Linked DNA regions of Homo sapiens: region 1 is linked to region 2. A link is a contact called in ENCODE Hi-C data. All regions are on one chromosome and are shown on one strand. The core of a region is the stretch at or near the end of the contact, and the rest is flanking DNA. Distances in the headings are between cores, read along the strand shown. Region 1 overlaps LOC105371310 (a long non-coding RNA gene). Region 2 has its middle 430 kb from the start of LINC02165.

The links. Hi-C counts contacts between places; a loop is a spot of excess contacts on that map. Pooled maps may share reads with other maps.
Region 1: a loop to region 2 is called in a map of gastrocnemius medialis, with 3 times the contacts of the local background. The contact joins two enhancer-like sites. A Hi-C loop is called at or near these places in 2 of 168 maps with a recorded cell type or tissue (endothelial cell of umbilical vein and gastrocnemius medialis) and 1 of 50 pooled maps.

What each region holds. Positions count from the first base shown.
Region 1 is chr16:64,475,059-64,481,325 of GRCh38, reverse strand. It overlaps LOC105371310 (a long non-coding RNA gene), which reads right to left. Exons shown (of 4, transcript XR_001752234.1): 3 at 5,511-5,637; 4 at 2,114-2,251. Among named protein-coding and RNA genes, the nearest start is that of CDH11, 640 kb to the left of the region's middle. Within about 2 kb of position 2,650, at least 2 of the 41 ENCODE cell types and tissues checked have a DNase peak (open chromatin) inside an H3K27ac peak, as active enhancers do.
Region 2 is chr16:64,157,521-64,163,293 of GRCh38, reverse strand. No RefSeq gene overlaps it. Among named protein-coding and RNA genes, the nearest start is that of LINC02165, 430 kb to the right of the region's middle. Within about 2 kb of position 1,738, at least 3 of the 41 ENCODE cell types and tissues checked have a DNase peak (open chromatin) inside an H3K27ac peak, as active enhancers do.

The DNA.
Region 1 (6,267 bases), core at 1,401-3,900, 320 kb before region 2:
GAACTGGAGAGAAGAATAATACATGGCAGAAATCCAGATACTCTCTATTCAGCTCTTTACGTGTGTAATTGAAAATCAACATTGTTTCTCATATTATTGAAAAAAAGTTTTAATATGCACCATTATAGCAACTATCATGAGTCATAATCTTAGAAAAGTGTGTCTCTTGTAGCCCAAATGAGAGACAAGAGTTCTCTTTGCACTCCTTTGGGACTTTTCCATGCAATTTATACATGCAAACTTTTGATGACTGAAACTACCTTGACTCAAAAGGGACTTAAATACTTAAAAATACATTTTACCAAAGACTATTCCCCTTTTTATGTAAAGCACTATAGCAAAGATAAATTTGTATAACTAACATTAATTAATTAATTAAATGACCTACTTTCATAGTAAAACCAAATATTATGGAATAAATTGCTAAACAGGAATTTGAAAATATTTATGTCTATGTATGTGTACATATGCATGTATGTTAAATTATATTCACCTAAACCATCTATCACTGGGACTAATAATCCTTACCCAGCAACATGAGATGATGGCAAAAGTACAAAGGGCAGACTACTATGTTCATGGAAACTTTTTGCTGGGATGTTAATGTTAGGAAAGCAGGAGCCTAGGAAAGCCAGAGTGCCACCATTTTAAAATCAACTCCATCTTAAAACTGGCAAGGCACAGTCTTTGCTAGTCATGACCCATAGTCCTAAGATGTTTTTACCTAAGGAGTCAGCTTGGTAATGCCTGTAAGGACAAACTCCTATAAAAACAGAAAGCCTAGATCTCTCAATAACCATAACAATATGTGCTTTCAAGATAATTACAGTTATACTTTAATATACTTACACACTAACACGTCACAGATAGTTTTATTTAAATCAATAGAATAATACATTTTGTCATGCTGTCAGCCCACCCACATGTAGGCACAGCTTAGTTTATTCTTTACATAGGTAAGACTCCTGTGTAAGAAAAACTTCAAGCAAAGATAGTGAATTCCTCCACTTGCTTTCTGAGGACACTCTACTCAGTAATGGAATAGCTTTCAAGAAACTGTCTCTTCTTACTGTGAAGCATTCCTCTTCTTGTGTTCTGAGTATGCCCTGCTCTGTAATAGGGTAGCTTTCTACGAACCTTCTCTTCTCTCTTTGACTCACCTTGAATTCCTGTCTGCAAGAACACACTCCTGAGGTCTGCATCAAGACCCCTTTTCTGATTACATTAATATTAGCATTATTGTTATGGCAGATGCTGTCAGGGCTCTGCCTATGTTCCTATGATTCCTTTTACACTGTTTTCATGGTCAGTTCCATGTATACCTTTACTCTCAACAGCTAGCACGTGTGCTTCTTAGCAGGCAGTCTTCCCTCAGGCTATCAGTAGCTAACTTGCCTTAATACATGGAGACCTTCAAATTTCTGGGGCAGCCCTCAAACAATGAGTGATGGATATAGCCAGTTATCTTGCCATCTGTTTGGAATAATTCCAATATTTTCAGGGAGCTAGTTTACCTGCAAACCTGTGTAGAATCCATGCTGTCTCCAGAGATCACGTGTGGGGCTGAGCCAACATTTACCTCCCTGGCACATTGTTTGATATCACACTCTTGTGGGGCCTTCTTTTCTTCCCACATTCCCTATCTCTTATCATTTTAAAAAAATCGATTATTGATTTATTTGTATTCACATGGATCCTTTTCCTGATACCCACTTCTAAGGAACCAAACTTAATATACCTGGAAAAAGGTGAATGTGTTTAGGACCTGAATGGGGATTGAACTTAAGAGAGGTTGGGATAAAGGACTGGTCATGCATCGGACTTAGGAATCATTAAATAGCTACAAATGTAGTCCAGGTGAAAGTATCCCGCAAGAGATATCTAGATGGACAAAGATCATAAAATAGATAGAAATAACCATCCTGATTAAAGTGTAAGTAAATAATTCAAAATTCACAGTGGTCAAAATATTTAGAATTGATTGAGGCTAAGTTTGTGTTAGGTTCTGTATTATGCTATGGTAAGAGCTTTTATACATTCTCCCTCTCATTCAGCATATACAGCATTGAGGTAGGAACAATTATTTTTTTTCCATTTTACAGATGTGGAAACAATGGCTTAACAATGTTTAGCAACTTACCAACGTTCACATAGTTGTGGACTTGAGATTTGTGCCTATATCAGTCAGGCTCCAAACATTATATGCTTAACTACTGTACTGTAAGATCTGCTTACCAGCCGAAAGTAGTTCCTGAAGAAGAATCAAAACAGATAACTTTAGAGACATGGCTGATACGATCAAGTTGATTTGATAACAGCTTGCAGCAAACTCTGCATTTTAATACACATCTCTGTGTCTCTTGCATGTGTCTTTGAGTGCATGGAGACAGAGTAAGCAGGGTTAATATCCGTTGTTGTAGAAGTCTGTTGTGCTTTGCTCTCAGTAAGTGTTCCCCCCACCCACCCCTACTTTCCTACCTTCTAAGCCTCTGCAATGCTAAGTGCCATATTCAAGGTCACAGAGCTAATAAAAGCAAGTTTGTTTTCTGACTCTTAGCCTGAGTAGATTTCTTTCCAACAATATCAGGCTAATTTATTGTCTCATACCCAAATTCTGGGCAAAGTCAGAACTGGTTTAGAATTAGACGGCTATCCAAACATAAGTTTCCGGTGGAGTTGCCAAAACCAACCCTCTATAAACCTCAACTTTCTAAAGGAATGTTGAGAGTCAGCTTTCCTCATCATCTGCCTACCAGCCCTCTGCCCTTTGGACTCAGCTTTATTTAGAAATGCTGATTTAGAGTGCTTTGAGTAAATATTAGCTGAAAAATTATTAATAAGTACTTCTCAGGCTCAAGTGTAATAGGCCCCATAGAAGACTCAAAATTGTTTACTCAACAAATTTAAATGTGTCATAAATGAAGTAATTGCTTTCCCTGGATGCTCTGCCAGGTTGGTGGCTTCATCCGTACACTGAAGATTGAGAATATGAAGGAAAGAGGCTATAGAGCTGCGTGTGTGCTTTGTTATCTCTCAGTGCATCCACAGACAGGGAGGTATTAGCGTCAATAATTTATAGAAGGAAGTAAGGTCAGGAATATACTTTTTGAGCTCTGTTCACAGCCAGAGGATGAAAAGTAACTTGTGCACAATTGGTCATCCTAGGCAACAGCATTTCTCCATTTGTGAGATATTATTGTGACAACTCCCATTACCCCTCTGCCATTTTAATTTCCTGACATGCAAGATCATTTAAACTCCATTTCCATATGAATTTGCCCAAATGTTAACCCTTGATTACAGCTGATTTTCTTCCACTAGTGGGTTGACCATTTGCCTGTTTGCTTTCAGGTCTGCTTTTTTTTTTTTTTTTTTTCAGACTGGTGAATCTTAAGTTTTACTGTGCCCACAAGTTCTGATTCAGTAAGTCTGAGAGGGGGTCTGAGATTGCATGCATAACAGTGCTCCCAGGTGTCACCGATGCTACTGGTCTGTGCACCATGCTTAACCACGCTGAGCAGCCAGAATCCGAACCAGTTCTCAAAGCGTGGCCCCACAACCAGAAACATTGGTATTACCTGGTGGGATCATCTGCATTTCAGATGATCATTCCAGTTCATTCCAGACCCACTGCCTCAGATGATCTGTGTTTGGTGTGTGTGTGTGTGTGTGTGTGTGTGTGTGAGAGAGAGAGTTGTGTTTGAGAGAGAGTCTTGCTATGTTTCCCAGGCTGATCTTGAACTCCTGGGCTCAAGCGATTCTCCCTTCTCAGCCTCCAAAGTAGCTGGGATTACAGGCACTTGTCAGCATGCCCAGCTTATAGATCTGCTCTTTTCTTTCCCATTGCTCTGCTCTGATCCTTGCAATGTGTACTAATTTTTTTCCTTATTGATAAAACTGATTTCAGCTATTTTTCTTTTTATCAGAGTAGGAATGTGTAGTTATTCTTAACATTGGTGCCTCCCTTAAATGAGCATAGCAGAATGTCTATTCTCATAAAATGCATTATAATCTTATTTTGAGGATATTTAACCTTCATTTCTATAGACCTTTACAATGAGCTTCTATCCTTCATGTGCAAAAGTGTGACTTCTTGAGGGGTTGCCAACACGTATCAGCAAGACCTCACTTATCCAAGAAGAATCCTCAAGGATGAAGAGTTGAACCCTGAGCAGCCAAGAGAGATGTCCAAGGGCTACTCTAAGAGCCCAGGGACTCACCCATGAAGGCCCCCTTAGGCCTGAACTCAGATTCTGCTCTTCCTTTCTGTGAATGTAGATACCTGATTTCACAGCAGATAAAGAAAGAACAAATGGGAATACCAGCATCCACTGACACACAGTAATAATACTGATGGTTGATGGTGAGGAAAGTAACCGGAAGCAAAACCGAAATTGAAATATAATTATCCTAGGGTAAAATAAATTAGGGCTCTTGGTATAAGATAAAACAAAGCTGCTCATAAAAATTAACTGTAATTCAGTATCAAAATACGGACAAAGAGAAGGTCAGTAGCATATATGTTTATGTCTCTGTATGCCAGGAATCATCTTAGGCGTTAAATATACATTATTGCAAGATGGAAATACTGATAAAACTGTTAGTTAGATAGTATGCTCACGATTTTACGGTTAAGGAAAAACAGGCCCTTAACCCAAATTCCTTCACTGCTGTCACATGTCTGTGACAAGAGTAAGTGCAGAGGTGTGAAAACTTAGCCAGCCTCACTCAAAATCCCTTGGCCTAGCCATGGTCCAAGCTGTGAAGTTGTTGTTTATAGTCATGAACCTCAATTTTTTTTTAAGAAACAGTTTTTTCTAAATATGCCCATTATAAGAAAGTGATTAAGCATCTAATATATTGTAGAAAAAAATCCACTTACCATGAAGAAAAAAAAAATGCTTTGGCAAATGACTATTAAAAGCTTTATAAATCCAGGAAAGAAAAAAAAAAAAGAAAAAAGCTGATGTGAAACAGCTCAGATGCAGGCAGATCTACTGAACCTGACTGCACTTCATGAGGTTACACAATATCTATTTGTTCTTGGTGACCATTTATAAACCAAGTGGATAAACCCTGGCTTTTCTCTCCCTCTCTCTCCAGAAATATCCACATTGTCTAGGACGGCCAGACTCAGAGCAGCTTCAGACATATAAATACCAATCGCTTCCTCTGCTGGTGAATGGAATTTAATCAGACTAGCAAGCTAAACCAAAGTCACACAAAGGGTAACATTTGACGCGCTTAACAAGAAACCTTTATGCAACTGTTCCCATCAGTCAGACCTAGAATAATACGGTGCTATTTTTACTTCATCTTGGCTTTCCGCAGAAAACTTTAAAAGGCTTATGATGAGTGCCGACTGTCAATAGATGGTCTCCCACCCCGTGTCAGGACTCATTGCTGTGTCCACTAGACCTAAGAAAACATCGATACTGCTGTTCAAAACAACTCTATATTTATTTCCTTTTCTGATGAAGTAACAGCTGAGAGCACTACAGCTTACTGACCTGCTTTTCTTCTTCTCTTTATCCTCTGCTATCAAGTGAGAGCCTCCAGCCTCATCAGAAAGTGCGATGTTTATTTATTAATTCAATATTTGTTGCTCATTTATTCCACATCCATTGTAGTGTTTGGCTGTGGGGATAATAGGAACGAGATACAGACACACCTTTAAGAAGCTTGCAAAAGAGAGGGAGAGAGTAAATTTACACAAAATTCTAACAATTATCTGACTCCTCCTGATTCCTCAGTGACCAATCATTGAGCCTCTTAATGTCCTTAGAGTATCACTTTAATCTACTTATTTATTCTTATACCTTCTGGTCTGGGATGTGATCAATCCACACCTGGCCTGTGGCCATCATTCTTAACATTTTTTTTTTTTTGGTTTCTTGGTTTTATTAAAATTTTAATTGAATTATAAAATACACAATGAAAGGGCAAAAATTACAATTGTGCAACTCAACGAATCTTCATAATGTAAATTCCCATGTATACCACTTCTCCCTGGATCAAGAAATGGAACATCACCAGTATCCCGAAGCCACCTCCCCAAGGTATTCCCATTCTCCTCCTCAAAGACAACCAGTTTCTGAATTCAAACACTAAAGGCCTACATTGAAAATTTATATAAATGAAATCACGCAGTATGTATTCTTGTACATTTGGCTCGTTTGTTTAATGTCTTGTTTGTCCTAGTCCTCAATGTTGTGTGTAGCAGTAATTTGTTTATTCTTATTGCTACAAAGTATTCCATTATATGAA
Region 2 (5,773 bases), core at 489-2,988:
AAACCTGTAGAGAAGAATTAACCAAAGAGAATTTTTTAAAAGCATGACGTTTTTAGAAAAGAGGTTGAAACTCTGAGCTACCGAGTGACTGTCTAGGTCACATCCTTGTCCCAGCTGGTGACCTTAGACAAGAGACAAGCACTTTCAGTTTCCATGTCCTCATCTGTAACATAGAATAATACTATTATTATCACATAATGTTGCAGTGAGGTTTGAAATAATTAAAATATGAAAAGTACTTATACCATATCCTGGCATGTAGTAAGAGCTCTGTAATTGTGTTTATTGTCGTCATTCTCCTCTATTGCTTTTTTCCACCCCACATCTCCACTTTTTTTCTTTAAAGAGATTCTCAGGAAACTTGAGGCTATGTGATAGGGATCTGGAGAGGTGGAGATCCAGTCTGCTACCAAGCGTTTGAAGAAGTAGCTGAGAAAAGCATAGGGCAATGGTGGGAGATGTAATAAGGCCAAAACAGATGTAGTGAGCTTCCTGAAAATTGGGATCAGGAAGGAGAAAGGAACAATGAAAGGGAGGGAGAGAGGAAGAAGGGCAAGGAGGCAGAAAGAGATATCCTGGATAAACAATAGTGAAGAATGGTACATTCCTTGAGAGGCTACATGCTGAGTGGCTATATCACCCTAATGTATCATGATCATAATATATAAGCAAAACAGATTTTTTTTTAACCTCACTATGTTTTAGGGGAAAAAAACACAAGTAAAGCATCAAAACTATAGTTTAATAGATAACATTGCTTAGATTGAGGCACAACTATTTTACACTAAAAACTTTTTAAAAATACATAATTTGATCATAGTGCAGAAGATGTTTAAACGACCCAAGTTTGCAGAACATAGATGGAGTAGTTAAGAAAACATCGGCCGGGCACAGTGGCTCATGCCTGTAATCCAGCACTTTGGGAGGCCGAGGCAGGCGGATCACTTGAGGTCAGAAGTTCTAGACCAGCCTGGCCAACATGGTGAAACCCTGTCTCTACTAAAAATACAAAAATTATCTGGGCATGGTGGCACATGCCTGTAATCCCAGCTGCTGGGGAGGCTGAGGCAGGAGAATCACTTGAACCTGGGAGGCAGAGGTTGCAGTGAGCTGAGATCACACCACTGTACTCCAGTCTGGGCGAAGAAGCAAGGCTCTGTTTCAAAAAAATAAATAAAAAGAAAAGAAAGAAAAAGAAAGAAAAGAGAACATTTCGGCCATCTGCCATCTGACAGTCTTAGGTTTGAACCCCTACATGAACCCTTGCTTGCTGGGTAAATCTATTTAAGTTACACCATTTCATAAAATCTCAGCGATCTCCTGCATAAAACGATTATATAAAATAAGCTAATATATTTAAATTGTGTATAATTATATAGTAGGTAGTTGCAAAGATTGAGATCTGGCATGTAAAGTATATGGAAAGTTCTCAGTGTCCTGCTGTCATTTCACAGCAGAATCCTCCTGCTCCTGGGGAGACCTGAGTCAAGGTTGCCTTCACCAAATCATTTTAAAGCAATTTCAAGGCTTTCAGTCTGCAAAAGCAGCATTTTCCTTGGGGTCAGAGTTGCTTGGAGAAAACTTTCCAGGGCTGCATGAAACCCAGCCCTGGCTGGGTATTAGAGGCATCTCCTGCTCTGCACAGCCAAACCAGGTCAGGCCACCTACATGGCCTGGCATCCCTGTGTGGCGAGCATAATCCATTAGCTTCCTGACACCGGCAATGGGCCTCTGGGATCCTGTGTGACTCACTCCCCACTGCAGTTTCATCATAACTTGTAGAAGCTTGAATTTCAACACCTGCTTGACTCACAAATGAGCAGGAGCTGCTGCTTTTGCCCTCAGCTAGAAGTATAGCTAGAGAACAACTTTTGGAGATTCCTTGTATCTGACCCTTTAGGGTAGGCTTGCAGAAGCCCTAACTTGAAGTAAGGATAATAATATTGACTTGTTTGCCCAAAGCCTCCATAAGTCTAGAGTTCACAAGAAAATATTTGCTTTCTCATTTCCTACTCTTCTGCTGAAATAATCAAAAGAAAAAGGTCACTGTGGTCTTGGACACTGTGTCCTTTCATCACTGTTAACATTGCAATTAAGGATACCTTGATTTGAAAAAAAATATTTTATCGATTGATTGACTGATTGAGACAGAGTCTCACTCTGTCACCCAAGCTATGTTGCAGTGGTGCAATCTTGTCTCACTGCAACCCCTGCTTCTAGGTTCAAGCAATTCTCCTGCCTCAGCCTCCCGAGTAGCTGGGACTACAGGTGCATGCCACCATGCCCAGCAAATTTTTGTATTTTTAGTACAGACAGGCTTTCACCATGTTGGCCACACTGGTCTCAAACTCCTGACTTCGGGTGACCTGCCTGCCTTGGCCTCCCAAAGTGCTGGCATTACAGGCGTGAGCCATCACTCCTGGCAAAAGAAAAAGGAAAAAAAAATATTACATTTCACATTTCATAAACAACACATTTTCTCCAATTATACAATGTAATATACCATAAACAATTGTGGCATTAAATCCTATGAGTGTCAGATATACAAAATTAATGATATTTATGGAACACATGAATAAAGAATGACACTATTCTATTTTTATAAAAAAATAAATTTACATATTAGATGCTATGTGAAAGAGCTGTATAATCATCATAAAATTAAATAATTATGTTATCTCCAGCTTACACACATGCAAATGGAAGATCTGAATCTGTTTAATTCCAAAGACCTGCTTTTTCTACTGTGACATCAAAATAGCCATTATCAAAATACTAGTAATTTGGTGGTCTTATTAAGTGATATACATGCCAGGAAAGTTAAAAAAAAAAATTGAGATTTGACTGTTTGCAGGCATCGCTGGATTCTCATTATTCTTAATCTTTTAAGAATGTCATGGAATGAAAAAGTGGGAAAGGACCCAGGTATCATTTAGTCCAATGATTATGATTCAGCTGTCCTGGGTGTTGTCCAGAAACTGACTTGTTTTTTTTTTTTGTTTTATTGTTGTTGTTTTTAACTTTGCCAATTGATGTTTGACCAAATTTAAGGCCATAAACAGGCCTCAGAGCAACAGTCTCAAAGCTGTTCTCTAATCATCATCGTCATCATCAGCAGCCGCAGCAGCTAGAAACTTGTTAGAAATGCAACTTTCTTGGGATTCACCCCAGAATGCTTGAACTAGTAATTCCAGGAGTGTTGCCAACAACCTGTGTTTTCTCAAGCACCATACATTATTCTTAAGCATGCTCAAATTTGAGAATCACTGCCAGAGAGTATAAGGAACAATAGGAATATAAGAGGAGAAGAAGTGGAGGTGACGCTCATTGATCTTCTCTAGAATGCCCTGGTGACAACAAGGCAACAGAAGACACACATCTTGCTTCCTCTTTCTCCTCTAAAGTCAGTAGAAAACAATCCTGTAAGTGTCTACTTCCCTATCCAGGGATCTACTCCCTCCCTCTTCCCAGTGTTACAGAGATTTTAACTGTATATATACTTGAAGAAGAGGTTTTAGATTAAAAATGCCTATTTTCAAATAATTAAACCAGATTTTTAATGTTCCCAGCACAAAAAAAAATGATAAATGTTTGAGTCGATGGATGTGCTAATTGAGTTGATAGCTATGCCTTGATTTGATCATTATACCATTATACAATGTATACATGCATTGAAATATACTATACCTCATAAATATGTACAACTTTGGGGCATCAATTAACACTACTAATAAAGCAAAAAAAAAAAAAGATGCTTAGCTACTCCTGTTTTTTATCTGGCTCATAAAGCCAGTGATGGAAGGAAAAAGACAAAGTGTTCATGGTGTGGTTCTGGAAAGATTTTGGACTGACTTGGATTTGAGTCTTGGCTCAGCCACTTAGTGTAGTAACCTAGGCAAGCTGTCCGACCTCTCTGAGCCTTGTTAGATAGGGACACTGTGATCTGCCTGACAGCTACAGTACCTTGGTGTCTTTTTCAAGGATGGGTATTTCTCATTGTACCATGAGGAATGGGCCAGGGAAATTTACCTCATGGCTTCTGCTTCATTTCAACATCCACATGGTAATTATGAGACAGCCTCAAACTCAGTGATCTGAAGTCCATCCTGAGCTTCCGTAGAACTTCTATGGACTTTGCCCTTATGTCAAACAGTACCCACCAACACAGACTTATACATTCTTTTACTTAAAGTGCTTGAAGCATGCTCAAATCAATGCAGGTAAAAGATTAACTAAAAAAAAAAAAAAAAAAAAAACTCTTGGGTCTAACTCTACTCATCCCTTGTGACACCCAAGATGGGTGGAGGAGGAGGATCATACACCATATCTTAGGTTTCTGAAGTTTATCCATATGGACCATCCTCCATCCTCTAATGCCCTATAGTTCTCTAATCTTCTCCTGCCTCTTCTTTCATCTACTCTTATTTAAGAACACTTTTCTTCTTCCCCAGAGAAACTCAACTTCTCATGAACTGAGAAAGGACTCCTGGCCATTTTGTAATCTTTGAATCAGGTAAATCCTATCATGTCCAGCCTGAACACCATGCTAATGGAGTGCAGACTCTGCCCAGACTTCTAGGGCTTTGTAGAGTGTGGTCCTGCATGGTGGAAAGAGTGCAAAAGCTACACATGCAGTCAAGTCTCTGCCCATTCATGGTTGTGGTCAGATTCTTCCTGAAATTTTGAGGAAGAGACTGATCTAGACAGAGTCAACATTTCTTTGCTCAGAAGACAATACAGTCTATTTCCAAATAAGAAAAGTATGTTCCTGGTATTAATGTGATTTTGACCACTCCCCCCTCTTAACTCTGATATTATTGAGTTACTCTGGCTGTGTCCCAGACCCCTGGGGGGAATTTTCAATAGTACCAGTGTGCCCTCCACAGCCCAATCAAATCAGAATGTCTCGGGGTGTGGAATCTTAGCATGAGAGCTATTTAAAAAGCTCCCCAGGTGACTTTAAAATGTAGCAGGATTTGGGAAGCCATTAAAGTAGAACATTAGTCTACTTCCCAGCCTGCTTTTATGGCAAGACCTCCAAAAGAAGCTGAGAAAAGTCCTGATTAACTCATTTATCTCTGAGTACATTCTCGCTAACCTCCCAAATTCATCACGTAGAAGGATAGGATGGAGCAAACACCTAACACTTTGCATCAATTAAAGTTGTTCAGATTAAGTAAATTATGTATATCAGGGACACCAGCACCAGCATATCTTGCATATAATTGGTAAAGAATAAATTATGTATTTCCATCTTTTCCTCTAGCTCTCCATAAGAAAGAAAAAAGAAAATGACTTAGCATTGACAAGGCATTGCAAGGACTTTGGAGCCACTTCAGAATTGAGTTCAACTTCAGACTGACAGTTTTTTTTCTTTGTTTTGTTTTTTAATTATTATTTTTATTTATTTTTATTATTAAGCTTTAAGTTCTAGGGTACATGTGCACAATGTGTAGGTTTGTTACATATGTATATATGTTCCATGTTGGTGTGCTGCACCAATTAACTCATCATTTATTTTAGGTATATCTCATAATGCTATCCCTCCCCACTCCCCCCACCCCACAACAGGCCCCAGTATGTGATGTTCCCCTTCCTGTGACCAAGTGTTCTCACTGTTCAATTCCCACCTATGAGTGAGAACATGCTGTGTTTGGTTTTTTGTCCTTGAGATAGTTTGCTGAGAATGATGGTTTCCAGCTTCATCCATGTCCCTACAAAGGACATGAACTCATCCTTTTTTATGGCTGCATAGTATTCCATGGTGTATATG